2 separate regions of the Homo sapiens genome follow, and region 1 is linked to region 2. Evidence: read pairs that join two places in POLR2A ChIA-PET (ENCODE). Cell type or tissue: PC-9. All regions are shown on one strand. Each heading gives the region's core, and the rest is flanking DNA. Links, peaks and the distances in the headings are about the cores only. Region 1 overlaps KCNC3 (potassium voltage-gated channel subfamily C member 3). Region 2 overlaps LOC124904746 (a long non-coding RNA gene).

Region 1 (4,381 bases), core at 122-4,121, 150 kb before region 2:
TCCTAGTCTAAGTGACTTTCCCTCCTGCTCTAGAACTTTTTCTAACCTCAAACCCTGGGAGGCCCCTCAAGTCATCAGCCCTAAAACTTTCATCTCAAAATAACTTACAATTCTTTCTACCTTGCCCTGGGATTCCTTCCACCTGCCCTCTTCCTTTCTCGAACCTCCCCCCCCGCCGTGCAAAACCCAGAACCTAGCCCCTCAGTCTGTCCCCCTCCATCAAAGTGAACCAAAGAGCCTTCTCTCTCTCTCCAAATTCTAGATTTTCCCCAAAGCTCTCTCCATCGCTCCCAGAAAACTTTCCTCAAGCATCCATAACTTCCTAGGCTAAATGACTACCCTCCCCCTGGGTTCTCTCCTGAACCATTTCCTCCTACTAACTTCCTCCCTGTCCCGGGGACCCCGGAGGGAGAATGTGGTGGAAAAGGGGGGCAGTGCAAAATGGGGGCAATTGGAAATGGGGGAAATAAGAGCGATCCCAAGACCCCCTCCTGGGCTCCTGGGTACCCAAACACAGAGGAGCAGGTCTTGGCCCCCTCCCCCCACCGTGCCGCGTCCTGAGCCGGGAAGGACGCGGAGCCGCAGTGCCGCATTCGCGCCGGGGGAGGGAGCGGGGGGACGCCTGGAGCCACCGCATAAAGTTTGGTCCCCAGAAAGCGCTGAGTTGGCGAGATTTGGGGTTGGATGGGGGGAGGTGGGGAAGAGGAGGTGCGGAAGGGACATGGCCCTGGATGCCCCCTCAAGACACTGAGCGGCTCCTTCCCCCATGGCCGGGGCGCCCTTCTCTCCTGTGACCCCATTGAAGGGTGCTGAGATGAGGAGCGGGATGAAGTTAGAGTTCTTCTGTGATGGTCAGGCTAGGTGTTCGGGACAGCTACGGGAGATACTCATTTACTCCGCCAATGTGTTTTGGGTGTCCAAGGTGTGCCGAGCCCTTTCCAGCCTCCCAGTGATATGGCTTGAGAGAGTTGGGAGCTGAGGCCAAAGCAAAGTGGAGGGTCCGACCCTACAGCCCCCTGCCCCCGCCCCCTTCCTCGTAATCACTCCTTTCCTTCTTACAGAGACTCCATGCCCTCCTACCCCTTCTGCTTTTGACACACTCTGGAGTAAGGGGTTAAACCAGCCCGACGCCGTCCAGCCTCTGCAGCTGCGCACTGCGGCGGGTGCCCACCTTTCCCTGTGCCCTGGGAGGGAAGGAGTTAATTAGACTCTTGGCCCTTGGCCTCCCGCCGGAAAGCAGCAACACTGCGGCTGCGCGTTGAATAGGCTCCGGCCCGGAAGGGGTTAAGACGGCCCCTAGCCGCTGCGGCTGCGCACTGCGGCGGGGGAGCTGTCCGCGGTACTGGCCGCCGTGCGCCCCGCCCCCCGGCCCGGCTGGCCCGCCCCCACTGCGGTGCCGCAGCTAGCGCCGCGCGCCCGGCTCGGAGGGGGCGGGGAACTAGGCATGCGCTCTGCGAAGGCCTCTGGCCTCTTAAACCACTGCAGAGAAGCGAAGGTGGGGGTGGGGGGGGAGTTCAGAGAGGACCTGCGCCGGCCCCCAGCCCACCCCAACGTCCAGGGTCCTCTCTGTGGCCCCGAAACTCTCCACCCACTACTTCCCAGCTCTGCACCTCAGTGAAGTCAAGCCCAGAGCCCAACCCCTGTGGAGGAAGGGGGGTGCACAGAGGGACAGTGCTGGCCCTTGGCCCACCCCAAAGTCCAAGGTCCTCTCTGTGGTCCAGCAGTGGCCTCCCCGTGCTCTGTGCCCCTGATTAATAGCAAAACTCCCCATGCCCTCCCTCCTCCACTACCCGCAGGATTAAAACCCTCTCTTTACTATAACACCTGTCTTCCTTCCCTCTCCAATGCACTCCTCTCCCCTCCCACCCCTCTGCATATCTGATAAAGCCCATGACATCTCTAGGGGCCTGGCCCATTGCTTTCCTTCTCCAAGACCCTGACCCCACTCCCTCCTCTTCTAGGCCTTCATCAAAACCCACATCACTGTGTGGCAGGACTCTGGTTATCCCCCATCTTGAAATGGCTCAGGACCCTTCACCCCTCATTCTCTGCCCCTTTGGCAAATGCCCTAACTTCTCTTTGGCCCTGGCTCTGCCTTTTCCCACAATGTCCAGGCCAGTGACTCTCCTTCCTCTTCAGGGCCCTAAACCCTGCCTGACTCTCCTCTTTTATCTCCTCTTCCATTTTTGCAGGCTTAACCCTTCAACCCCTCCTCCCTTAAGGGCCCGGACCCCCACCTCCCCTCTGTGGCACCACCACTGCCCTGTCCTCTCTGGGTGAGGCCTTGACCTTGCCCCCCAACTAACTGCTGCCTGCATACCCTAACAACAGCTCAGGTCTTCTTACTGTGTTCCAGGCACTGCTCCAAGCACTGTGTTTGGAGCCAAGTCCTTCGTACGCTCATCTAATTTAATCCTCACAACAATCCCACTACAAACTTCTGGTTCAGAAAGCTCAGTCTCCTTGCCCAGTTTTGACAGGTTAAAAGCCAGATTCATGCCCAGGCTCGCCGACTCTTAACCACCTCACGATTCTGCCTCCCTGCCCGCCTTCTCCCTTCCCGTCTGCCCAGCTCCAAGCTGAGCCCTAAAGCCTCCGAGACACACAGGATGTGTGATCTTAGGCCTGGCGGCTCCCGTCCCACAGCAGAACCCGTGGACCCTGCTGGGGGGCCCTGAAATAGGACACAGGGAACAGGAGGGTGGGGGGAGGTGGTCTAGGAAACAGCAAGGGGCCAGAAATGTTTCCAAGGAAAGAAGCTGCCCATCTGCTGCGTCTGCTGGGGCCAGCTCTTCTCCAACTGCCTCTGTTCCTTTCTCTCCCTTTTTGCTAGCTTTAGAGGGGAGAATGGGATTCTGGAAGTGATGGAGCCACAGGGCTGAGACACCTGGATTTTGCCCAGAGTTTGGGCCCAGGAGGCTGGGGAAGGGGGCACTGGAAGGGTCTTCTGGATGTTATGGCCAACCTGATGCCTAGGTCACCTCTCCCCCTCTCTCTCCCTCCCTGCCCTGCAGTATGTGGCCTTCGCCTCCCTCTTCTTCATCCTCATCTCCATCACCACCTTCTGCCTGGAAACCCATGAGGGCTTCATCCATATTAGCAACAAGACGGTGACCCAGGCCTCCCCGATCCCCGGGGCACCTCCGGAGAACATCACCAACGTGGAGGTGGAGACGGAGCCCTTCCTGACCTACGTGGAGGGGGTGTGCGTGGTCTGGTTCACCTTCGAGTTCCTCATGCGCATCACCTTCTGCCCAGACAAGGTGGAGTTTCTTAAAAGCAGCCTCAACATCATCGACTGTGTGGCCATCCTGCCCTTCTATCTCGAGGTGGGCCTCTCGGGCCTCAGCTCCAAGGCCGCCAAAGACGTGCTGGGCTTCCTGCGGGTGGTCCGCTTCGTCCGCATCCTGCGCATCTTCAAGCTGACCCGGCACTTCGTGGGGCTGCGCGTGCTGGGACACACGCTCCGCGCCAGCACCAACGAGTTCCTGCTGCTCATCATCTTCCTGGCCCTGGGGGTGCTCATCTTCGCCACCATGATTTACTACGCTGAGCGCATTGGCGCCGACCCCGATGACATCCTGGGCTCCAACCACACCTACTTCAAGAACATCCCCATTGGCTTCTGGTGGGCTGTGGTCACCATGACGACCCTGGGCTATGGAGACATGTACCCCAAGACGTGGTCGGGGATGCTGGTCGGGGCGCTGTGTGCCCTGGCGGGGGTGCTGACCATCGCCATGCCTGTGCCCGTCATTGTCAACAACTTTGGCATGTACTATTCGCTGGCCATGGCCAAGCAGAAGCTGCCCAAGAAGAAGAACAAACACATCCCCCGGCCCCCGCAACCGGGCTCGCCCAACTACTGCAAGCCTGACCCACCCCCGCCACCCCCGCCCCACCCGCACCACGGCAGCGGGGGCATCAGCCCGCCGCCACCCATCACCCCACCCTCCATGGGGGTGACTGTGGCCGGGGCCTACCCAGCGGGGCCCCACACGCACCCCGGGCTGCTCAGGGGGGGAGCGGGTGGGCTGGGGATCATGGGGCTGCCTCCTCTGCCAGCCCCCGGCGAGCCTTGCCCGTTGGCTCAGGAGGAGGTGATTGAGATCAACCGGGCAGGTGAGCCTGGGCGTCAGGGATCGGGGGCACAGGTGGAGACCCGGGGAGGACTGGGGAGGTAGCTGCCGGGGTTCAGAGAACCTGGGGTGGTTGGCGTCGAAGAGGTGAGGGAGAAAAAAACCAACAGCAGGAGCTCAGGCGAAGAAGGAGGCACAGATAATCACACAGAGACATAGGTTTCATGGGAAAGAGTTTTGGGGAGAAACAGATTTGCAAGATATTCAGAGGGGCTGGCGAGGCAGAGGCAGTGTCATCAGCT
Region 2 (4,381 bases), core at 145-4,144:
AAGACTCTTGTCTCAAAAACAACAACAACAACAAAAAAAAACAAAAGTGGAGTCCAAAGATGCTGCTCAACATCCTTCAACACACAGCACAGCCCCCAGCAACAAAGAATTGTATGGCCCCAAATGTCAACAGCGCCGGCTGAGAAACCCAGCCCTGGAGCCTTACTCCTGAGATGTGATCCGTGGACCAGAAGCATTAAGGAAACAGGAGCCCAGGAGAGCCAGAATAACCCCATTTTCAGTTCTGCTCCATCTTGGGACTGACAAGGCACATTTCTTGCCAGTCATGCACATTCCTTGCACACAGGCACAGCTTAGTTTAGTCTTTTTTTTTTTTCTTTGAGATGGAGTCTTGCTCTGTCACCCCGGCTGGAGTGCAATGGCGCCATCTCGGCTCACTGCAAGCTCCGCCTCCCGGGTTCACGCCATTCTCCTGCCTCAGCCTCCCAAGTAGCTGGGACTACATGCGCCCGCCACAACGCTTGGCTAATTTTTTGTGTTTTTGGTAGAGACAGGGTTTCACCATGTTAGTCAGGATGGTCTCGATCTCCTGACCTCGTGATCCACCGCCTTGGCCTCCCAAAGTGCTGAGATTACAGGCGTAAGCCACCACAGCCGGCCCCAGCCAGGTCATTATTATTCTCTCTCCAAATCCATCTCTCACCCATTCTTCCTTTGCAACGTGGCTTGTATTTATCCCTTCCTGTCTGAGCTCATTAGTTGTTAGCCTGCATTCTTGTTATTTTTCTCATTCATACATTCACTCATTCATCTGACAAATATTTATTGAGCCCCTACTGTGTACCAGGTATTGTTCGAGGGGCTGGGGACACAGCAGGGAGCAAGTTCATGTCCACGTGGAGCTTACGTTCAGGTGGGGAAGACCATCATTAATCAGGCAGTCACACCCAAAAATGTAAACTCCCCTCCCTGCTGAGGGCTACCATGGAAAAATGCATAGTGTTCTGAGAACATCTAACAGAGGAATTTGACCTTGTCAGGACCATCCCAAGGTGTTCCCTTAGAAGGTGTCCTCATTGAGCTTTAAGTTGAAAGATGAGTAGGGGTTATTAGGTAGAATGGGAGAGTAAGGTGGTCCAGGCAGAAGAGTCAGCATGTGCAAAGGTCCTGTGGCAGAAGGACACAAAGTGTATGCACAGAACAGGTGCTACACTCGAACTTTCAGCCTCAAGCAATCCTCCCACTTCAGCCTCCCAAGTAAGTGGGACTATAGGCATGCACCACCCCTGGCTAATTTTTGTATTTTTTGTGAAGATGGGATCTCTCTATGTGGCCCAGGCTGGTCTTGAACTCCTGGGCTTAAGCGATCCTTCCACCTGTAATCCCAGCACTTTGGGAGGCCAAGGTGGGTGGATCACCTGAGGTCAGCAGTTCGAGACCAGCCTAGCCAACATGGCAAAACCCCGTCTCTACTAAAAATACAAAAATTAGTCGGGTATGGTGGCCATGCCTGTAATTCCAGCTACTTGGGAGGCTGAGGCAGGAGAATCGCCTGAATCCAGGAGGCGCAGGTTGCAGTAAGCCAAGATTGCACCATTGCCCTCTAGCCTGGGCGACAGAGTGAGACTCTGTCTCAGAAAAAAAAAAAAAAAAAAAAAAAGGCCAGGCACGTTCTCACCCCAGGGCCTTTGCATTTGCTGTTTCCTCTGCCCAGAAGGCTCTTCCCTGGGATGACCTTGTGATTTGCTCCTCATTTCCTTCCGGACTTTACCTGAATATCACCTTCTTGGTGAGGTCTCCTCTCCTCTGCAGAACCCTGGAAATTAACAGCACCTCCTGCCACCTCCTCCCACCCTCCCTATCTGCTTTATTTATTTCCCCTTAGTGCCGAAGACCATGAAATATACTATATATTTCATGTGCTTATTTTATTAGAACATAGCTCCAGGGGTTTGAGTCTGAGCTGGTCACTGGTGTAGCCCCCGTGTCTAGAACTGTGCCTGGCATAGAGGTGGTGCATGTGCTGTGTCTATGAATGAGTGTGCGCATGAAACAGGCATGTCTACCGTGTGGCTAGAAACGGGTGGGTTCTGGAGGCCTAGGGAGCTCAGATAAGGTTCCGGCCTAGAGCGGTCGCTGTCTGAGGTGGGGAGGGCTGAGTCCTCAAGGGAAAGAGAAACCGATACCATCCTGCAGTCTGATAAGATCTGTGAGGGAGGGACAATTGCCTCAGCCATGGGTGGAGCAGTGTCCTGTGACCAGGACAGCATTTTCCTTGGAAATGCCCCTGAGGCTGGATTATTTCCCCTCCCTCCCTCCCTCTCCCTCCCTCCCTCCCTCCCTCCCTCACTTCCTTCCTTCTTTCCTTCTTTCCTTCCTTCCTCCCTTTTTTCCTTTTCTCTTTTCTTGCTTTTTGAGATAGGATCTCACCCAGTCACCCAGGCTGGAGTGCAGTGGTGTGATCATGGCTCACTGCAGCCTTGACCTCCCAGGCCCAAGGGATTCTCCCACCTCAGCATCCCAAGTAGCTGGGAACACAGCTGTGAGCCACCACATCCAGCTTTTTTTTTTTCTTTTTCTTTTTTTTTGGTAGAAACAGGGTCTCCCTGTGTTGCCCAGGCTTGTCTCAAACTCCTAGATTCAAGGTCTGCCCACCTCAGCCTCCCAAAGGGCTGGGATTACAGGCAGGAGCCACCAGGCTGAATGTACTTTTAATAGCCAAATAGCTCTACAACTCAAAAGCACATCTAGGCACTCATTATGTCAAATATTTAATGCATGTTCCATGACTGGGGTTTTTTTAGGTTGAGATTAAAACCTTTGGTCTTGGAGGTACAGAAAATAATTAGCTTTTCATGATTGCATGATGCCTTACAATCTTTAAGATTTTTCTTTCCTATGCAGTGTTGTGGCATAAAATAAGCCCTGGCCAGGCACAGTGGCTCGAACCTGTAATCCTAGCACTTTGGGAGGCCGAGGTGGGAGGATCGCCTGAGGCCATGAGTTCAAGACCAGCCTGGGCAACATAGTGAGACCCCATCTCTAAAAATAAAAATTAAAGCTCTAGAGGCCGGCCTCAGTGGCTCACACCTGTAATCCCAGCACTTTAGAAGGCCAAGGCGGGTGGATCACCTGAGGTCAGGAGTTCGAGACCAGCCTGGTCAATGTGGTAAAACCCCATTTCTACTAAAAATACAGAAAATTAGCCGGGCATGGTGCCACATGCCTATAGTCCCAGCTACTTGGGAGGCTGAGGCAGGAGAATCGCTTGAACCTGGGAGACAGAGATTCCAGTGAGCCGAGATCATGCCACTGCACTCCAGCCTGGGCGACAGAGCCAGACTGTCTCCAAAGAAAAAGAAAGAAAGAAAAGAAAAAAAAAAAGAAAGAAAGGCCCTAGATTTTGGTCCAAAGTAGTGCATGCATACAGTATAAAACTTTCCTGGCTGGGAGGTGGACTGGAGGCAGGTTGGGGCCAGGGGCTAGTGGGAGAGAGGATGTGAGCTGAGTTCTCACCAAACAGAATTTTCAGGTGACTCACAGGCCATACCTCTGTGCTCCCAGCTCACATTTACAGAACGATGTCTGTGTACAAGGATTTTAAATTCATCATCCCATTTGCCCCTCACAGCGAAACTATTGTAGAGATGCTAATGTTGTCTTCATTTTACAGACAAGGACGCTGAGGTACGGGGGGATATGCACAGGTCACACAGTTCATAAGGGGCAAAGCTGGGATCCTGACACTACAGCCCACACTCTTTAAAAAAAAAAACTACCTTTTAAACTTTTTTAAAAATATAATTCACATGCCATAAAATTCACCATTTTAACGTGCAATTCGGTGGGTTTTAGTATATTCATGTTTGCACAACTATCACCACTATCTAATTCCAGAGCATTTTCTTTTTTTTTTTTAATTTTTCTTTTTTTTGAGACAGAGTCTTGCTTTCTCGCCCAGGCTGGAGTGCAATGGTGCAATCTCAGCTCACTGCAACCTCCGCCTCCTGGGTTCAAGCAATTCTCCTGCCTCAGCCTCCCAAGTAGCCGAGATGACAGGCACGCACCACCACACCCAGCTAATTTTTGTATTTTTAGTAGAGACAGGGTTTTGCCATGTTGGCCAGGCTGTTCCTGAACTCCTGACCTCAAATGATCCACCCACCTCGGCCTCCTAAAGTGCTGGGATTACAGGCATGAGCACCCGGTTGTAAATATATTTTTATATTATATTGCTGTCCATTCACTTTCTGGATGGTGTTTTCTGAAGCCCAAAGGACTTCAGATTTTTTTATTTTGGTTGAGTCCTCGCTGGCCTATGTATTTTTTGTTTGTTTGTTTTTTGTTGTTTTTTTTTGAGATGGAGTCTTGCTCTGTCCCCCTGGCTGGAGTACTGTGGCGCGATCCCGGGTTTACACCA

Evidence for each region. Peaks named below come from ENCODE experiments on the same cell type or tissue, not always from the same donor. Only the 100,000 strongest peaks of a DNase experiment are listed, where the experiment ranks them.
Region 1: POLR2A ChIA-PET joins it to region 2 with 6 read pairs; 3 of 35 experiments call an interaction of 5 or more read pairs at or near these places.

Annotation. Positions count from the first base shown.
Region 1 is chr19:50,322,716-50,327,096 of GRCh38, reverse strand. It overlaps KCNC3 (potassium voltage-gated channel subfamily C member 3), which reads left to right. Exons shown (of 5, transcript NM_004977.3): 2 at 3,015-4,122. Among named protein-coding and RNA genes, the nearest start is that of KCNC3, 4.5 kb to the left of the region's middle. RefSeq lists an enhancer at 582-1,103 and silencers at 1,235-1,364, 1,375-1,474. In PC-9, for the core only: no CTCF peak of the experiment used is centred there; no DNase peak of the experiment used is centred there; H3K27me3 peaks cover 539 bases.
Region 2 is chr19:50,171,042-50,175,422 of GRCh38, reverse strand. The region is part of intron 2 of LOC124904746 (a long non-coding RNA gene); the gene reads left to right. Among named protein-coding and RNA genes, the nearest start is that of IZUMO2, 10 kb to the right of the region's middle. In PC-9, for the core only: no CTCF peak of the experiment used is centred there; DNase peaks (open chromatin) are centred at 762, 2,152 and 3,502; H3K4me3 peaks cover 394 bases; H3K27ac peaks cover 3,540 bases.